2 separate regions of the Mus musculus genome follow, and region 1 is linked to region 2. Evidence: chromatin loops called from intact Hi-C (ENCODE). Cell type or tissue: heart. All regions are shown on one strand. Links, peaks and the distances in the headings refer to the core of each region. The heading gives the core; the rest is flanking DNA.

Evidence for each region. A loop is a pair of places that touch in the nucleus more often than their neighbours do. Peaks named below come from ENCODE experiments on the same cell type or tissue, not always from the same donor. Only the 100,000 strongest peaks of a DNase experiment are listed, where the experiment ranks them.
Region 1: it touches region 2 in a loop (2.2-fold over the local background); 4 of 42 quality-filtered maps call a loop at or near these places.

What each region holds. Positions count from the first base shown.
Region 1 is chr1:152,453,214-152,463,282 of GRCm38, reverse strand. The region is part of intron 1 of Colgalt2 (collagen beta(1-O)galactosyltransferase 2); the gene reads right to left. Among named protein-coding and RNA genes, the nearest start is that of Colgalt2, 58 kb to the right of the region's middle. In heart, for the core only: no CTCF peak of the experiment used is centred there; DNase peaks (open chromatin) are centred at 2,152, 5,462, 7,772 and 8,542; H3K27ac peaks cover 1,666 bases.
Region 2 is chr1:152,396,234-152,406,302 of GRCm38, reverse strand. It overlaps Colgalt2 (collagen beta(1-O)galactosyltransferase 2), which reads right to left and starts at 6,436. Exons shown (of 12, transcript NM_177756.4): 1 at 5,906-6,436. The coding sequence starts at 6,165. In heart, for the core only: CTCF peaks have their summits at 4,400 and 6,182; DNase peaks (open chromatin) are centred at 5,632, 6,142 and 6,382; H3K4me3 peaks cover 2,101 bases; H3K27ac peaks cover 921 bases.

The sequences.
Region 1 (10,069 bases), core at 1,397-9,396, 56 kb before region 2:
GATCCACCCCATAATCAGCTTCCAAATGCTGACACCATTGCATACACTAGCAAGATTTTACTGAAAGGACCCAGATGTAGCTGTCTCTTGTGAGACTATGCCGGGGCCTAGCAAACACAGAAGTGGATGCTCACAGTCAGCTAATGGATGGATCACAGGGCTCCCAATGGAGGAGCTAGAGAAAGTACCCAAGGAGCTAAAGGGATCTTCAACCCTATAGGTGGAACAACATTATGAACTAACCAGTACCCCTGAGCTCTTGACTCTAGCTGCATATGTATCAAAAGATGGCCTAGTCGGCCATCACTGGAAAGAGAGGCCCATTGGACACGCAGACTTTGTGTGCCCCGGTACAGGGGAACGCCAGGGCCAAAGGGGGGGAGTGGGTGGGTAGGGGAGTGGGGGTGGGTGGGTAAGGGGGACTTTTGGTATAGCATTGGAAATGTAAATGAGCTAAATACCTAATAAAAAATGGAAAAAAAAAAAAAAAAAAAAAAAAAGAAAGTGGGCCAGAAGCAGCTCCTTTCTTCGTGAGGTCTAGAAGGCACAGCCACCCACAGAGCCCCTAGGTGTTGTGCTGCCTGGAGAGGGAGAGGTGCTGTGTGATGTGGAGTAGCGTGGGACACCAGGAGTATCTGAGGACAAAGACCGGGTTATAGGAGGGCAAACAACCAAGGAGATAGGAAGCAGTTCCCAGGGAGCCACGGAACTGCTTGTGTTTATGCCAAGAACTGGGGCACAGCAGCTACAGTCATCTCCACTGGGCCCAGGGCCACAGGCTACTACTGCCCTGTGGAACGGGAAGCCACACAGAGTGCAGGGAGCATCAAGCCACTCTCTCACGAAGTGAAGCACGAGTAGAGTCACTCCTGGACCAGAATTAGATTTACAGCATAACATTCTTCATAGAATTCCGATATTTTTCATTGTTTTTTAAGTAATGTGAAATAATTTACTCATTTTTCTTCGCGGTTGTTTCTTTGTCACACAGGACTATGTTCTCGTTGTCCTCTTTGCATATGGAAGCATTTCCCAGTCCCTTTTAAAAATATTGTTATTAGAGGAAATAAAGGTTTCTGGCCTGCAGATGAAACAATCCCCAAATCTGCCTAAATATCCTCTGCTGTACTGAGAAGGTGGTTTCATGGACTCTGCAGAGATACCCATGTGTAACTAAAAATAGAAGCACAGAGCTAAGGCAGGCCCACAGTTCCTTCCCAGTGAGTAGAGTTCCCTTTGTTCTCTGGCTTCCTCAGCAAAGGACAGCTTCCTGGCTGCAGCTGAGGGAGAAACTTTTCCTCTGACCTTTGATGTTCTGGGCCCATCTTTCCAACAGCGGGTCCCAGAGGAAGAAGAGCGCTGCTGGACCAGCCCAGCCCAGCCCAGGCAGGAAGCCCTTTATCTCCCACTAAGACCTCCCTAGCTAAATACACAGAAACGCAGGCAGACAGGTCTGACTACAGCTTTTCTGTTCCCGAACAAATAAGTGTTTCTGTGTATTCATAATAATGAAAAAGCATGTGGGCTCAGGGATACTCAGACAGGCCGAAGCAGGAGAGGCTCAGGTGCGGTTTCCTGGAGGAGACATGAGGCGTGCGTTAATGGTTCTTTTTTCATAGTCCTGCAAGATAATGTACCAGTGAGGGGCATGTTCCACCACGAGATTCATTCATATTCACCATAAGAATACAAAGACATCCAATTGAAAGCACAGGACACGTGTGCATCCCTTCAGGACAAGCTGAGGCTCTCTGGCTCTTCGCGTAAACTTGCGAGCTCCATCAGATCCAAATGGAAAGTGAGAATTCCTCAGAGTCCTTATCCTTTGTCAGACAGACCAGGAAAGGTACCCAGAGGAGTAATGGGGCATCCCTCAGACACTGAAGAAAACCGGTGATGTGGGTTGGGATGTGGCTCAATGGTAGAATACTTCCATAGCATATACACAGCTCTGGATTGAATCCCCAGCATCAAGAAAATAAATGTGTGCCAAGCAAATGACACCACAAACCCATCATGGCACAGCAGATAGCTGGACGCCTGGACAAGTGTTCCACAGATCATCTGTGGCCACTAAACCAGACACTGTCCACGGAAACACAAACATGGTGCTGTGGTCCAAATGTTCCTCTGGAATCCAGTCAGAAGGTGGGACTTGGGGCCAATGTGATTGCATAAGACTCTGGGCCTTTAGAAGGCTGTTCACTCGAGAGGGTGGGCAAGCCTTATGGGCTCCTCCTGCTATTTGAGGGAGCAGCAACAAGCTACCAACTGTGAGGCAGAGGTGGAGCCCTTATCTGACACCAGCTCTACCAGCAACTTGATCTTGTACTTCCCAGGCTCCAAAGCCAAGTCCTTCGCTTACAGATGATGTAATCTAAGATACATTGGTACAGTAGCTCCAATTAAGATCCATGTGCTTGCTGGAAAAGCGGGTTCTTGATCATTTATCTCTGTCCCACGGTCTCTCTGAATTACACTCGGGTGAAAGGGGAGCTCAGACCTTTCTGAGCTAACACTGAAAAACTATGATTGAGCTTTACTGATTATTATTTTTTTTTAAGATCAGAGTTTGGGTTTTGAAGGCCACTGTCTTAGTTTCTATTGTTATAGTAAATGCCATGACTAAGAGCAACTTGGGGAGGAAAGGACTTATTTCAGCTTGTAATACTCAGGCGACACTTCATCATTGAGGAAAGTCAGGTCAGGAACCTGCAGGCAACTGAAGAAGAGACCTTGGAGGAACACGGCTTACTGAGTTGCTTCTGGCTTGCTCAGCTGCTCTCTTAAACAACTCAGGACCACTGTCCAGGGTGACAGCCCCCTCCACACATTGGGACCTCTCACATAAATAATTAATCAAGAAAATGGCCTCCGGACTTTCCTACAGGAAACTTGATGGAGATATTTTCTCAGCTGTGTTTCCTCTTCCCAATAACTGTGTGGAATTGACAAACATGCAGGGGTTTCTCTTTGCCTCTAGGGAACACTTAGACCCTGTAGCACTGAGGGGTGTCCCTCTTTCATTTTTAGAGGAGCTGTGGCCTTGGATGGCTTCAGTGCTCATAGTTTGATCCTCTTTGTCCATTAGCACCTCTTTGCTTATTTTCTCAGTGTTGAAGTATCTTAATTTTATAAAATATTTTGCCTATAGTATTTAAAATATTACTTTATAAAGCAATAATTATAAGTGAATGAACACCATGATATCACATATGATTTGTGATTTAAAGAAAATAAAAAGGAGAGAAAAAGCTATATAGGACCAAAGTCTTCATGCACTCTTAAAACTACATAGCTACCGACCTGAACACTAATTATAAACTTAGTTGTTAGTTGCAATACCCAGAGAAACCATGACGAGAACAACCAAAAACTATACACTGAAATAAATGAAAAAGGAATCAAAATCTTACTATAGACTTAGCCAACTAATACAAAGGAATGGCATCTCAAAGCCCCCAAGGAATTAAAAAAGAAAACAGAAAATAGCATCATCATAGAAAACGAAAAAGAAGTAGACAGGATTACTTCCTTCCATACAGGGAGGGCAGGGCTGACAGAAACAGGTGCAACACCCACATGGCTCCAGGGGACACACAGGCCACATCTAAAGCCTTCCTTGTACCCAGTCTTCGTCACCTCTAGCTTTGAAAGTCAGTAAAGGTTCAGGCATCAAAAAGGGTCAAAAGCCAACACCCTGGAATTGTGGCCAATAGCACATGTAGGATTGTGTCAGCCGAGGAAGGCCTTGGGCTGGTGGGCACATTGCTGCTGGTTGGTGGAAGAGAGCCCATGGGCCACTGAAGAAGCCTGTCTGTAGGCTGCCAGGGCTTCAAGGATAACAGGGGTGGCGCCAGGACTCAGATTTACCTGGTAATATCTAAAAGCAGCTAGGCTAAGCCTGCCATCTCTCCTTGTTCCAGAAAGTCGGTTTTTATTCTGAAATCTTGGCTCTTAAGTGATAACCAGCTTGAAATAATTAGAACCGGTTCATTTACTTTAACCGCATGTCCTTCAGAGGCTGTTAGGGCTAAAGTCACGTTGGTAAGCCGGGGGCCACTGGAACCCTACTGAAGCTAGACTGGATTTCTCAGCTCTCCAGGGCATGCATTCTCGATCACTTCCATATGCACTGGGTCCTGGGGAATGTTCTTGGCTTCCCTGGCACCTTGGAATGTCTAGGCCTTTGGCATATGGAGTAACAGGACTCCAGCTGATGTCAAAAAACCGTCATCTCCAAACAGCAGTCATTCAGAGAACAGTGGTGGAATGAACACTGCTAGTCAGGGCCTGGACCATTCTCACCATGAGTAGAAACTGCCAAAAGAGTGAATTTTCCACCTTGAGATTTTAACCATGAAAGAGCCCACTTCAGTGGCTGTTTTCACTCATTAACGGTTCATTGGTGAAGATATAAAAACAAGCAAGCAAACAAACAAACAAACAAAAATTACACCTAAAAATAAAATTCCTCTTTTGAAAATAACTAATGAAATTAATATTCAATTACGGTAGTTCATAAAGCACCCCATCTTTATTCTGACCCCAGGAAGATCCTTCCCAGCAGCTGACCTACCAAAGGGAGGCCTACACTTAGCCACTACAAAGTATGCCCATTGTTTCCTGCTTCCTGGTCACCCAGTAGGGTTTCAAATATCTAGAACCCATCTTGGTGGGTGGAAACTAGATACAGATTATACACACACACACACACACACACACACACACACACACACACACACATTCGCATGCACGCTTGCAAGAGATTAAGGATACAAATACAAAATAGGGAATTGGAGAGTTCTCCCAATAAAACCCCTTTCCTAGGTCCTAATAGACCAGGAAATGAGATAAATTAATTTCTTATGAAACTCTCCTTGTGAACAAAATAAATATCTGTGCTCTAACCACTCCCCTCAGTGCACCCCTTTATTCCAGAAACAACCACAGGCATGGCACCAAAGACTGGGCAAGTGCTACATAGGACATACAACCCCTGTGGGAGTAGCCAACCAATGTCTGATTTGACTTCAGGCCCACTGCTTGAGATGGAACCCATACCTGATGCTGCTTGGGTGACCAAAAACCTGACAGTAGGTAGCCCAGGAACCCAAGGTAAAATCAAACAGTACTGTGTTACTAAAGGAAGATAACAATAAGCTCATTCCTAAGGACATTCTGCTCTATTCATAGATCAGTCAGTGCCCTCCTCAGCCATCGTCAGAGATGCTTCCTCCTGCATCGGATGGGAGCAAATAGAGTCCCACAGCCGGACATTATCCAGAGAATGAGAACCCATGGAACACTCAGCTGTAAGCATGGTGTCTCCATCAAATCCCTCTCCTCAGGGCTCAGGGAACCCTGTAAAAGGGAAGACAGAGCCAGGGCCAGAGGGGATGGAGGACACCAGGGAACAAGGCCTTTGAAAAACAGCTGGACCAAGGCACACAATGCACTCTCAGAAACAGAGGCAGCACGCACAGGGCCTGCACAGGCGGGAGTCCTAGAGCTGAGAGGAAAAGCAGATACACGTCCTACCGTCTAACCCAGAAGCAACCTCCAACTGATAGCCACTTAAAAAGGAAAATTTAGTTTTCTCCAGGGGAGTTTCACTGTGAAAACAAATCATTCTTAAGGGCAGGCTGCATGCCCAGCGCTAGAGGCTATCACAAAACAAACTCAATGGCTCCTTGGGAGGTTCCTTATCTTATAATGTCAAGTCAGGGATTTTTCTTTCTTTCTTTTTTTCTCTTTTATTTTACCCTACAGGTCCTTAGTGCTTTTCTTTCTGACCTTCTGAGTCCCCAACTCAACTTTTCCATCACACTGTCCCACCTGCAAGTAGATGCACACGAGACACCTGTCAGACCGGAAGGCGCCCCGTTCTGTGCAAAGGATATCAGTATACACAACCAATATGGTTTCTTCAGGAGGAGAGGATGGAAATTTCCCAACAGGAAACAAGAAAAATGGGCAGGGTCATCTATCTGCCTCAAGCTCTGCTTGCCCTAATTCATCACAGTTTCCCTTTGAGTGAAAACCCTACAAGTCTATGGAAATATCAAGTGTGTTTATCTGAGACAGGACCAGTCTGTTCTGCCTTTGTCTAAGTACCTCCTTTTCCTGTTTGTACAATCCTTTGTTCCTCATTTATTCTTTCCCCCACCACTTTCACCCACTCTTCATTTTCTTTTTTTTCCCCTGACCATCACTACTAAGTCCCGTCTTGTGTACAAGTACTCTGAAGATAGTTAATGATGACATGTTTCCCCCTTGAAGCAAGGCTGCAGGGTTGTCTCCAGGAGTCTGATGCCACCCGCTCTCACGCTGGCCATCTCCGCCTGGCTTAGATGCCTGTATCTCTCACTAACCGTCCACTGCTACATTTGCTCATATATTATGACCCACTGGGTTGATTTCTTTGTTATCAGACTCGTCCCTGAGAATAAAAATTTATCCCATCCTTATCAGAGTCTGTAGTATAAAGTAACTACCGAGTGTGGACTTGATGACCGACTGAATGACAAAATCTCAAGGGGACATATCCCATGCAAAGCCTTTAAAAGTTGAGCACAAATAGGAATGAGTAGGGGACTGTTAATGAGAGGCACTGGCAGGCTGCATCTGAGTGTTGCCATGAGAGACTATGTTCAGAAACACTAGACTTTTCAATTGTTTAAAAGAAGCCAGGTATGCAGGCGTTAGAGATAAAAGTCTGGGTTTTCTTTTTTTCTTTCTTTCTTTTTTTACCTATGAGAGCTCTCAGGCTGAAATGCCATGAAAATATTCCAGCCTGGCAAGGCTCTCAGGAAACCATGAACCCAACACAAAGACGACATTATTTCAGCTCTTGGTAGCCAAGGCCCATCCATCTCCTGCTCAGGGCACATAGTTTAGTAATTAAATATTTCAAATATGCCTAGGAGGATAGAAAAAAATATCATTTCTCTGCATCAACACAGAAAGCATCTTCAACGCCAGTGGAAAGTTACACACAGGTGGAATGCTCTTGTTTGCTTGTGTTGCTGTTATAAAACACTCTGATGAAAAGCAGCTTAAAGGAGAAATGTTTGTTGGTTAAAAATCCAGGTCATAGTCTATCACTGAGGGAAGTCTGGGCAGGAGCGCAAGCAGGAACCAAAGCAGAAACCATGAAGAATACTGCTGCCTGCTCCCTCTCAGAGTCATATTTAGCTAGCCTTCTTCCAGAACTACACAGTCAGGAAATGGGCTGTGCCTAGAGACTGGGTCCTCCTATACTAATTAGCAATCAATACACACACACCACACACACATACATGCCAGACATGCCTTCAAGCCAATCTAAGCTAGGCAATTTCTCAATAGAGGCTTTTCCCATCAAGATATGTCAAAATTGACCATTAAAGTTAACTAGGACACAGAGCAAAGTCCACAAAATTCTTGGAAGAATTAATGAAGAGAGAGTGTTAGTGCAGATTTGATTAAAGCATCATATACATGTATAAAATCCTCAAACAAAAGGAGCAAGCACCATGGAGAAAGACTATGCCCCCGCATCGTGCCTTCGCCTGTTGATTAGCAACTGAGACATAACAACTGCTTCACGACTTTAAAGTAGCAGTTCTATCCAGATGTATTTAGATATCTTTACCTTTTGAAACACACAGTTCTGTGATTTTAAATACATTAACAAAGTTGTACAAACATCGCCATGGTCTCATCCAAACTGCTTTCTTCCCCCCAGAGAGAAAGCCCGGGTCTGTGAACCCTCCCTCCTTCCCAGTTTCCATGACCACAGTTGCACTTTCAATCTCTATGGATTTGTCAGCCTAGGATAGTTTGTACAGACTGAATTGTACAACAATGGTCTTTTGTGTGGTTTCTTTCATTTTGTGTGTCCCCAGGGTTGCTCTTCGCTGTAACACGCACCAGCACTTCATTTTCTTCTACAGCCAAATAAAATTCCATGGCGTGGGCATATCACATTCTCTTTAGCTAATGGACTTTTGAATAGGTTTGTTTTCCAGTAGTTAGAGATAATGCTGCAATGGACACCATGCACAGATTTTTCTGTGGGTCTGTTTTCATTTTCCCTGAGTATTGTTGCCCCAAATATTCATGGGAAGAGAATACACACACACACACACACACACACACACACACACACACACACACACACACACAGCCACTTATGGAAAGTGTACTACATTTCAGACATAAAGCTGCATGTTTTATATACACAACTCTAATCTTGAAGGATATTCTACACTGAAATTATTATACACTAGTCTTTACCGCAACGCTATACTGAGGCTGAGGGACTCTGTCCCAAAGCTTGTTCTCTTTTTACTTCTAATCAACCCTTGATGCATATTTTCTTAACTTTTGAAATGTCCAGTTGTCTGTTTTGAGGTATAGGACACTCCCTGTACTTCACAGTATTTTGACTTCATAACATGAGCAGATGCAAGAACTCAGAGTCTCAAGGGCAGCTGTTAGTATGTAGGGAGTGTCAGGTCTTTGTGGAGGAGCTGAGTGGAGAAGCTGGAACAAGACGTGATGATTAAACCCCGGAGGGATGGCCACCAGCACTGCCTAATGGTGAGGCTGGGTAAACGTTACTGATGTAAACAGTGAGGGCCTGGCAGGGCAATGTCATGGCAAAACACGGAACATGTGAAACATGAGGTCATGGTCAGCCAGAGCCAGGGTGACCACAGAGAAAGCCACAACCCATAGCCTGGATTTGGCTTCAGCGCCACATGCTGCTTTGGATAAACTATGTTCACAGTGTAAGGGCTACCTGGTTCCTGTGATGAAGAATCAGGAGTCTGTACAGAAAGATCACCTTTGATTCTTTCCTCTTTGGAAACAATTGCAGTCGACAGTGATAGTAAGTGTCTTGGTTACCCATCGAACTGGGCCACTCGACTGTTTAACAAATTACATCCGTAGTGGAAACAAACAAAAATCTGTGGAGACTGGGGATGTGATACTACCATCTGTCTATATCTTGTTCCTGCCATCTGTAAAATGAGCTTACAACATGTATGGTATATGTAAATAGCTTAGGGGGTTATCACAAAACTTCTTTGAAAATTGGCCTTTTTCTGATGACTATTTCTACCATACATACGTGCTAGTACACTTGTAAGTGTACACGCACACATACATACTCACACACGTAGGAAATAGGCATCTTGTTAAATCAGTTTTGTAATATTCAACATAAGCAGTTGAAGTGAAGAATTCAGAGTTGTTATAATTTACTCTTGCTAGACAGGTCATAGGCTGTAAGAGAGAATACTGCTATTATTTTGCCAAATGGATGAAATATTAAACTTATTCCCAATGGCTTATCATTATATCTACAGATCAATGCATCCCTCGGGCCTCATCCGAGAAGCATCTGTTTGCGGTAGACATTGATGAACACAGAGACCCACAAATGGCCAAGGTGCAGAGAACAAGACACTGCGGAGTGTCCAGGCCTGAATGGAGTACGTATACCCCACCCTCCTCGCTAGTCTCAGGGATCAGTGCAGAAGAGGGTCCAAGGAGAGTGTATGATGGTGGATAACTACAAGGACACAGTGTCTTTTGGACACAGCAGGGAAGTTGTACAAAACTCACAGTGGTTGCAACATCGTACACAAAATTTGTGCATGGAGGTGAGAGATGGACACACACTCCCACCCCAGGCAGTGGAGAGGTTGGTTTCAGTGACAAGCTAGGATTTTCTCAACAGCTGCTATGACCCTGGCACAAAGGAAAGGTGTGGAGGTATGGGTGTGTGTGTTGAACTTGGGGGGACCGCACAGTGCTATTGTAAGCTCCTGTTAGGTTACAGGTTTGCTAAGAAGGGAACCGTGGGAGAGGGAGAGACACGTTACTCTAGGTGTGGTCTCTGGTAAGTTGACTGTGTTCCAGTGGAAGATCGCATATCCAAGAATATTTGGGCAGCACAAATTGGTCTTTATAGGTTGATTTAAAAGCACACAATGTTTGGTGACGAGGGGGTACATCTGGGAAGAGTTGGGTGAATGTGACGAAAACACATTGTATGATATCCTCAAAGAACTAA
Region 2 (10,069 bases), core at 792-8,791:
TGCAGCGCTATGCCTGGCTTATATTTTAGACAAGCAAGTCTAAAACCACCCACCAAAGAAGCTGAAAATCTGAACGCTTTAGCAAAATGGAGCCAAAATATGGTCAACCAACATATACAAGGTTCTGTTTGAATTACTGCCACTAGTCATGCGTGAGAGGTTTCTTTTTGGTTGCAGAAAGCGACCTTCATGCATATACATGACACACCTTTTAGTATTTATTATTTGTTCCTGTGGAATCTTCTAAAACAGCGCTGAGGTCAGTAACTAGTCAGTGCCTGAGCTAAGTGACGAAATGATCAGGACAACGGAAGAGAACCATGGAGCCCCGCTATCATTCAAGCAGAAGAGACAATCCTCATTTGAAAGAGATGTGGGTGGTCTTCTCTTCCCAAGCCGAGTCAACTGGACAGAAGCAAAAGGGAGAACGAGTTGGACCTTTCTTGCTCCTAAGTGGACCGTGTGTACTTTTTGAGGTACGTCAGTTACAGGCTCACGTTCTGACTCCACCATGGGCTAGTCTTACATTCTCTGTGCCTCAGTTTCCTCTTATATGAAGTGAGATAGTGAAATTTGTAATCGCCCTTCCTAGATTTGTTACTGGGAATAAGCCTGTTACCACATGTCTTGGTTAGAGTATCTATTGCTACGATGAAACACCATGAACAAAAAGCAAGTTGGGGAGAAAAAGGTTATTCAACTTATACTTCCACATCACTGTTCACCATTGAAGGAAGTCAGGACAGGACCTTGGGAGCAGGAGTTGATGCAGAGGCCATGGAGGGATGCTGCTTACTGGTTTGCTTCCTGTGACTTGTTCAATCTGCTTTCTTACAGAACCCAGGACCATCAGCCCAGGGATGGCTCCACCCACAATGGACTGAGCCCTCCTCCATCAATCATTAATTAAGACTATGCCTTACAGCCAAATCCTAGGAAGTCATTTTCTCAGTTTGTGTGTCAAGTTGGCATAAGACTAGCCAGCACGCCACACAAAACCTTAAGAATACTGACCTATAGATGTTAGTTTTGTTGTGCTGGTAGCTTTTTGCTAAAATGATTAATATTTTTACTTGCTATTTTATGTTATTTTGGATAACCGTATACTGAGTGTACATTAATGGAGGCCAGAGTGCTTTTTTAAAACTTCATTTTGAGACCTGATGACAAGGCACAAGGGTAAGGGTGCCTGTACCCAAGCTTAACAGCCTGAATCCAATCCCTGGAACCCACTTGGTGGAAAAAAACCAACCAACTTCAGCAAGTTGTCCTCTCTCTCTCTCTCTCATACACACACACACACACACACACACAGAGAGAGAGAGAGAGAGAGAAAGAGAGAGAGAGAGAGAGAGAGAGAGAGAGAGACGCACACACTAATAAATGAAAAAAATCATTAAAAACCCTAAAAAACAAAATTTCATTTTTTAAATACAAAGCTAAGGAAGAAAAAACAAGTTTAATAGGATAGGTACTCCCATTTATTTAGCAGCATTTCAGCAAAAGGCTTGGCGCATACACCTCACTTCTCAGTACATTAACTATTTGAGAAAGGCCTAATGTCAGTTACTTTTAAATGAGGAAGGTCCATCTCACCACAGACGCCCATGGTGACCCAGAAAACCTTAACCTCAGTCCACTTGATTCTAATCTGTAAAAACCTTAACCCCATTCTGATGAACCATGGTGGTAGAAAACTAAGAAAAAAGAAAACAAAATAATATCAAGAAGGCCACTAAAGAAGCATCCGTTTCGCTGTAAAACTGCTAAAGCTTGTCTTTGAAGGGATAACAGTGTGAGCCATGCTTGTAAAACTGCTAGAGCTTGTCTTTGAAGGGATAACAGTGCGAGCCATGCTCCTGGCAAACTACGACATCATTTCCATCCCAGGTGCTGAACACTATCACTTTTTGCCGTTTAGGACAGTTTACAAACACACTCACATCAGTGTATCTAGTTGAGCTTCTGCCAGAATCCTGCTGCTTGGCCATTAAAATGTAGAAGTAAATTCCTGCTAATCCCCAAACAAGGCAGAGATAAAGTAGGGAGCGAAATATCCACGCTAGTTCCTCAGAACAAGCAGAAGCCCATTGCTGTATACTTGTGCCAACACATCTTATCCATTTATTTAACACCATAAAAAGTGGTCCTCAATTGAGTATAATACTTTGCACCCCTCTGCCAGATGAAATGCCCGGATTGGTCCACACTCACATAGCAGCTACTGCTGTGTGACTCTCCCCACAAGCTCCATGGGCCAGCCAAATGATAAACTTAAGGTCTTTTTTTGGATTGAGTTATTTCTTCTTTTGGGCCAAATGTACCCTTTTCCAGTTCTCGCTACTGGTACATGGGCCTTACTTAGCCAAACCACAGCTTTGGAAAGTGGACAGAGGTCGGACTTCCCTCTATGGCTGTGGCTGCTTGTTCTGGGCAGCGGTGAATTAAAGAGAAGCCATCAAAGCACACTGCCTCATGGCACAGGCCTCACGGTTCCTGTACCTCAGCACAGTAACACGAGTTTTAGAGCATACGGGATGAAGTTCCTGCCTTGTTTCATATCCCAGATTGTGATACTTGAAGAAAAACAACGACTGTGTTGAGTTTGAGATCAGACATGAGAATGGAATCCCCTCCCCTCCCCCCGCCCTTTGCTGCTATGAAGTAGTATGAAACAAAACTTTTCCTGTGCTCAATCAATCTCTCCAACCCCAAATGCATTTTCCAAAAGCAGAGTTGGTTTGCTTCTCACCTGTGTGTGTGTAGTACAGATCAGATCTAGAATGTTCCATAAGAGAATCACACGGCAAGGAAGTCTGCATGTGACCCATGGCCAGTCTCAATGATGCTGTCAGCTAGGGAGAAATGTTTTGATCTTCAATGATCTAGGAAAAAAATCCTATCCCATGTTCTTCCAGACCTCACAGAGGGTGAAGGAGAAGAAAGTCTGCACCGAGTTACTGAAACACCACTTGGCGAAAGCTAGCATCCCAGACTGTACTCGGCAATGCTTGCTTAGATGCTCTTGGTAGCTCACAGCCACTTTTTAAAGTTACAGAGTAGACATCCTGTTTGGCATCTCAGATGCTGAGTAGGTCTTGGGTTGAAGAAAGAAGAAGGAAGTTTGGCATCTCGGATGCTGAGTAGGTCTTGGGTTGAAGAAAGAAGAAGGAAGCAACTAGTAGAAGATCGTCATGACCACACATTCCACTGCATCGCTGTCTACGTCATAACCTAGAACTCTCCCAGACAAATTCTCTTCTAGAGACTACTTTAAAATTGACTTTTAAAATAGATTTATTCATTTTTCTGTATCTCTGTGTCTCTGAGGCCACATGTGGGTGTGTGTCTGCAGAGGACCAAATGGGGCGCTGGATACCCTGGACCGGGAGATTTGGGTGGCTGTCTGACATGGTCCTGGGAAATGAACTGCAGTCTAGTCCTTTGCAAGAGCAGCAAATGCTCTTAACCACTGAGCCATATCTCTGGCCCCCTAAGAACTGGAATTTCTGTTGATATTTAAGGCATTATATAGGATTTCTAAGAGAACCAAGTGTGCCCAGAGACTAATGCAAAGATTGTCCCTGTCCTCGCCAAGTGTGGGGAATCTTCCTCAGCCTTCTCATACTGGCCGTAAAGGATAAGTGCAGTGACACGGACTGTAAGTGAAGATAAGGGGAAAGAGGCCACGGCAGTCTATGCAGAATTAGAATGGCACTCATCTAAGCAGAACATGTGATCAGGTTCACCCTAAGGTTCATGTGATCAGGAACACCCATGGAATTTAGGATTAGACATCAGCTGCTTGTTGACATCAGTTATATCACAAAATCTATATAGAATTTAAGCTAGTAAGAATTTTTACAGTTGCCAGGCATGGTGGCGCACACCTTTAATCCCAGCACTCGGGAGGCAGATGCAGGCGGATTTCTGAGTTCAAGGCCAACCTGGTCTACAAAGTGAGTTCCAGGACAGCCAGGGCTATACAGAGAAACTCTGTCTCGAAAAACAAAACAACAACAACAACAACAACAACAAAACCAAAAACAACAAAAACAGAAATTTTACAATCATTTACTCCAGCTCTCTTATACTTATGAGAAATCGATGTTTATGGATTCTGTAACATGTGGTCCCAATCACATATGCTATTCTCGGATATTCTAATTTGTAATTTATAGATGTCTGCAAGTTTTGCTTATATTTTGTTCCTAACCTTCCTCCCTTTGAAGAGCAAGCAGTCTGTAGACAAACTCCTGAGAAGATTTTAGTTTTATCTTTTGTGGTAATCCTATCTTCATTGTTACCTGGATTGCATTGGGTTTTAAATCACCAAGGAAAGATACTTCTGGGTGTGGCTATGAAGTTGCTCCCAGCAGGGAAGTGAGACCTACCCAGACTGTAGGCGGCACTGTTCCATGGCTAGGGGTCCTGGGCTAAACCAGAGACAGCAAGTGGATCACCATCTATCTCTCTGCAGTCTGCCTGTTGTTTCAATGGCACCAGCGATCTCACACTTCTGCAACCAAGCCTTTCTCACCATGGTGAACTATACCCTCGAACTTCCTTTCCTTGAGTTGCTTTTGTCAATATACCATTTATTAATTCTGTAGCCTTAAGTGAGTCTCAGTACTCGCTTTTCCTTCTCCTAACTCCTCATGGTAAATACTGTAAGGTTTGAGAACTTATATAGCACATAAAAACCAAAACCATATGTAGACGATTTCTTTTGCAAAGAAAGCGAGACGAAACTTGAGATTTGAAATGCTTCTGGCATGGAAATGGTTAAAACACACACACACACACACACACACACACACAGAGCGCAAATCTGGCTTACCAACGTTCCCACTTTCTTTGCACATAACATGCTCTTCTCCGTGGGAGCAGTCACGTATGGCAGGGTGTATAGGGAAGCAGTGAGCCCACAGAGCTGTACTGTGCCTCTTGTTTGCTTTCGCGCCTCAGTACCTCTGCTACCAGGCACTGTTAGGCTGCCAATTAGCTCCCTGCCTCCTCTCTCCCCACCTCTGCTTTAGGATATGTCTTGTCTGGGGATAGCTCCTTTCAAAAAACATTCCAGGATGGCTCTAGCTTTTAATCTCAGGAATAAGGGAGGATTGCCTAACAATCGGACAGCTTGTCTTCCCTGGCCAGATTTTACTTTCTCTGCAGACCATCTAGAGCTTGCCTGCCCGACTCCACCACGAATGCTTGGATTTAAAGGTGTGGAACTGGATGGACTGAGGTCTACGGGAGGAAGGGACAGACTTCCATTGATTCCCTGTCCTGATCCACAGCAAACACAAAGGGACCAAGCATAGAATTCTTTAGCCTGAAGACAAAACTTGACTGTTTATCCTCCCAATGATGGCTCCAATGGCCCATCATAGACCCTAGGGCACCTCAGTACAGTTTGCATCTGCAGTGGGAACGTGTCTCAGGAGGCTGAACAGGCAGGGACCTTCTGGAGCTCCCAAGAAAAGACCAGCCCACAGTGTGGTGTGATTGGAAAGACTCCAAACAAAGTTTCAAAATCTCCATCCCTGAGTTCAGATAACCCAGGGGAGGACCAGAAGCCGAGTTACTCAGAGAGCAGACTCCTAGCACCTGCAAGTCCGGGTGACTCACTCTCCATCTCCCAAGTCTCTGTGGACCCCTTTCCTGCCTTAGTTAATTAAGTTCTGTGTCTCGCATCTGGAGAAGACACTCTCTCCCAGTAGAAACCAGGAAGAGGAGGGGGATGAGGAAAGTCAAGGTCTCCAGATTCTCGTCCATAGGTTTTCTCATCTCCCTCCCGGCCCCACCACTCTCTCAGTCCAGGACCCACGCGGGCAGCAAGGGAGTGTGCGCAGCAAGCTGCCCTCATCTTCCCCGCGGTGGCCCAGGACCCCTACCCGCTCACCAGATAGCCATCCTGCTCTTGGGGTAGTCCAGCCGTTCCAGGCAGCCGAGGAAGTAAGGCAGCGTATGCGCAGCGTTGCGGGCGAGAACGACCACGAACACCGTGGGTTTCTGCGGGGGCGACTCGGGGAACGCCACCGTTTCCTCTCCGTCCTCATCCGAGTCGGGCTCGGCGGCGAAGCGCGCCCGGCAGCCGAGGCGGAGCAGGGCGGAGGACAGCAGGAACAGCGCGCAGGCGACAGTGGCGAGGCGCGCAGCCATGTTCCGTAGCCGGCGGGAGGCGGCGATGCTGCCAGCGGCGCCGGGGATGCGGCTGCCCCGGGACGGCGGGAGCGTGCACCGGCACTGATTTCTGAGGCTCGCAGGACCCGCCGCCGACCAGCCTTGACCTGAGTCCCCTGTGCACCGACTCCCTGCCACCCGCGCTTGCCCCGCGCTCCGCCCTGCAGACAGGTCGACTCCGGGAGGCTGATCTTCCCGAGTTCCAGGGAAAGTTCCCCTAGTCCAGGCTGCGCTTGTACAGCTGAGGTCTGCGGCTTCCTCCAGAGCTGTGAGGTGTGGCCCTGTCTGCCAATGGGAGAGTGTGTGTGTGTGTGTGTGTGTGTGTGTGTGTGTGTGTGTGTGTGTGTATACATAACGGTACAACCCCAAGAAAATTTATTCTGCTTTTTCTAACCGCAGTCTGAAGTTCTTCACAGTGACGCGATGTATCCAGGGCTTTATAATGCACCTATTGACAGATTAGAGTTCTAAAACTGGAGGTCTCCTCAACCACCCAGGACTGTGAGAAACAATGTTATAACATCTACAGAGGCAGAATGCTTGTATTCCATAGACATACAACTTCTGAAAAATTGAAGACTTGGAGAATTTTAGACCTCAAATCAGAACCCTGAAAATAATAGCTCCGAATGGATCACTCTTCTGGAGCCTCTTTTCTTTTCTTTTCTTTTCTTTTCTTTTCTTTTCTTTTCTTTTCTTTTCTTTTCTTTTCTTTTCTTTTCTTTCTTTTCTCTTCTCTTCTCTTCTCTTCTTGTCTTTTCTTTCTCCCTCCCTCCCTTCCTCTCTCTCTCTCTCTCTCTCTCTCTCTCTCTCTCTCTCTACCTCCCTCCCTCCCTCCCTCCCTCTCCCTCTCCCTCTCTCTCTCTCTCCTTTCTTTTTTTCTTCCCAAGAAAGGTTGCAGTAAGAACTTTATCTCTCAAGTCCAAGGAGCACCTTCCTAAGTGAGGAGATGAAAAGGAAGATTCACATGCCCCCCCCCCCCCCTTAATCACGCAAACTGACAAAGAGTGGGAAGATCAGCACAAGTCAAAGAGAAGAGAGAGAATGAAGGCCAGAAGACAGGGCCAAGGTAGAACACAAAACACAATCATTTGACAAAATGTTTAAGCAGCTGGAATACTCAGCTAGAGGTTATTTACTTTGAAGATAACACAGGGACCAGAGTAAACTGTGGCATGAAATCCACAGCCTTTACCCTGTGTGCAGGCTGAACTAGGGGCCCTGCAAGTTCATGACCTTCACTGCCAGGCCAACCAGCCCCAGCTCTGACACACTGTCTTTTACTGTGTTGTCCCTTCTCCATAACTGTTGGAAGGCCTCAACTTGCTCTTCTCTGCTCTCCAAACCTTCAACTGGTCCATTTGTAGCAACTCTCTTCTCTCATCCTAAAACTTAGACCATTCTCACGTCCTTCAAACAAACAAACACTTTTTATAAGCATCAGTAGACATTGTGGCCAGGCTCCCCATTCCAACACTAAGGAGGTAGAGACAGGAATCAGGGGTTCAAGGTAACCTTAGCTACCTACATGTCACAATGTCATGTAACCTGGGCTATGTAAAACCCTGCTTCTGAAACAAAATTAACAACCTTTGTCTCCTAGTGACACTCTGTTGGTCAAGCTCCATGAAAGGAGTCAATACTGCCTTCCTCTCTTTCTTAATCTCCCTTTGCTCCTGTCATAGCAAAAGGTGACTTCGTCCAGTTCTTTCCCCTGGAAATATTCTGGCAAAGTCCACAGAGACTTTGGTATTTACAAAAGTAGTGAGATCTTTTTTTTTTTTTTTTTGTCAGCTTTCCAGGCCTCTGTCATGTAAGCTCCACTCCTTGACTTCTTCAAGTTCTGCTTGTTTACAAGTTCCTTCCTCTCTTAGTTGCTGTACAGAGACATTACAACCAACACAATACTTACAGAAGAAAACATTTAATTATTTACAGGGGCCTTGCTTACAGTTTCAGAGGTTTAATTAATATCATCACCGTGGGAGCATGGTAGCAGGCACCAGATGATGCTGGAGAAGCAACTGAGAGCTATACCCTAATCCACAGGCAGAGAAAGAGAGCTCGGCTCATCCCCAGGGACACACTTCGTCCAACAAAGCCACACCTCCCAGTCCTTCTGTTCCTTTTAAACAGTTCCATTTCCTGGTGACTAAGTATTTAAATATATTGGTTTATGAGGACCATTCTTATTTAAACAACTGAATTCCACTCCCTGTCTCCCATAGACTTGATGCCTCATCATAAGGCAATATGCATTTAGTCCAACCTCAGAAGCCCCCACAGTCTTTTACAATCTCAACAGCATTTAAAAGTGCAAAGTTAGAAATCTTTTCTGAGACTTGAGGCACTCTCTTACTTGTAGCACCATGCAAAATCAAAATAAAAAAAGCAGATCACATACTTCCAACATACAGAAACACATACACACACACACACACACACACACAGAACATAATGAAGAAATATTGGACCAGAACAAGACCTAAAACCAGCGGAACAAACTCCAAATTCTGCCTCTCCACGTCTGATATCAAAGCGCTCTTCAAATCTCCAAACTCTTATAGCTTTGTTGACTGAAACATTCTTCTCTCTCTTGGCCTGGTTTCTCCCCCATCCTGCAGCCCTCCCTGGCAGGCATCTCATAACTCTGACATCTCCCGCATCTTTGGATCCCCAATCACAGATTTACACACTGTCTGGGCCTCCATGCAGGGACATCCCTGACACACCCCTGGCCTCAGAAGCTTTCCTCAGCCATGGAGGAAGATTCCACAAACCCTTTCTTCTATTCTTGGCTCTAAAGCCAAAAAACTGATATGACCAACGTTGCCAGGTTAAGCTGCTTGATGGGGCTGGAACTTGGCCCCTTGTAAAATTACAATTATATTAGCTTTCTCTTCTTGGTGGCTTCCTTCACTGCTTAAGCTTTTCTTCAATTCATTTTCACAAGTTGGAAGATTATCTGGGTGGGGTCTCACCCTGAGGTCACAGCTCCCTTTATTCCATGAAGAATCAGGCTTTTCTTTAGATTTATCTCCTTGAGCACTGGGACTTCATTTCCTGATGCCCTTTGTTCTTCAGATTTTACATTTTATATTTTCCTTTCTCAGATTGTGTTGGGAGCTATTAAGACAACTCTTGATCTCTGAATTGGGCCTCTCCGCCCCCCCCCCCGAAGAAAAGGGGGTCAAAAGCGGGCCACCGACGCACTGCTCTGAGAAGTCAGCGCCGCTGGATGTCCTGACCTCAAGATGTACCTTGATACCACCAAGTTCCTGTTTCCCCTTGTAGTCGCCAAAAGAAAAAATTCTGCTGCCCCATCCCTCCTGCTGAGAAGTGCTTCCTCTTTTTCTGCTGCCCCATCCCTCCTGCTGAGGTGCATTTCCGCTGCCCCATTCCTCCTGCTGAGAAGTACTTCCCCTTTTGCTTGTGCATTTAAGCCTTGAGCCTTGCTGAATACAGTTGGGACCTTGATGCCACTCAGAATATTTCCGTGTCGTTCTTGCACTTGGTCCTTGTCTCTCTCTCTCTATCCCCCCATTTGGTTCTTAGGAGAAGGTCCCCTTGAGACCTCGAATAACTGGACCTGCTGGACGGGTCAAGATTGCCTCTTTACATTATAGATTTGCATAAAATTTACCACTAATAACCGCACAACACAGTCAATACTAAGGTGTCTTGAAATCTCTGTCAATGCCATCAATCCAAACACTTCAATTTGATCTCAGGCAGATTTTTTTTGGACAAGGGCAAAAATCATCCACTTTCTTTGCCAAAGTATCACAAGAATGGTCTCTAGGCCACATACTAATATTTTTTTCCCTCTGAAATATCTTGAGCCAGGTCATCATAATTTATGTTGCTCTCAGCATCTGTCACA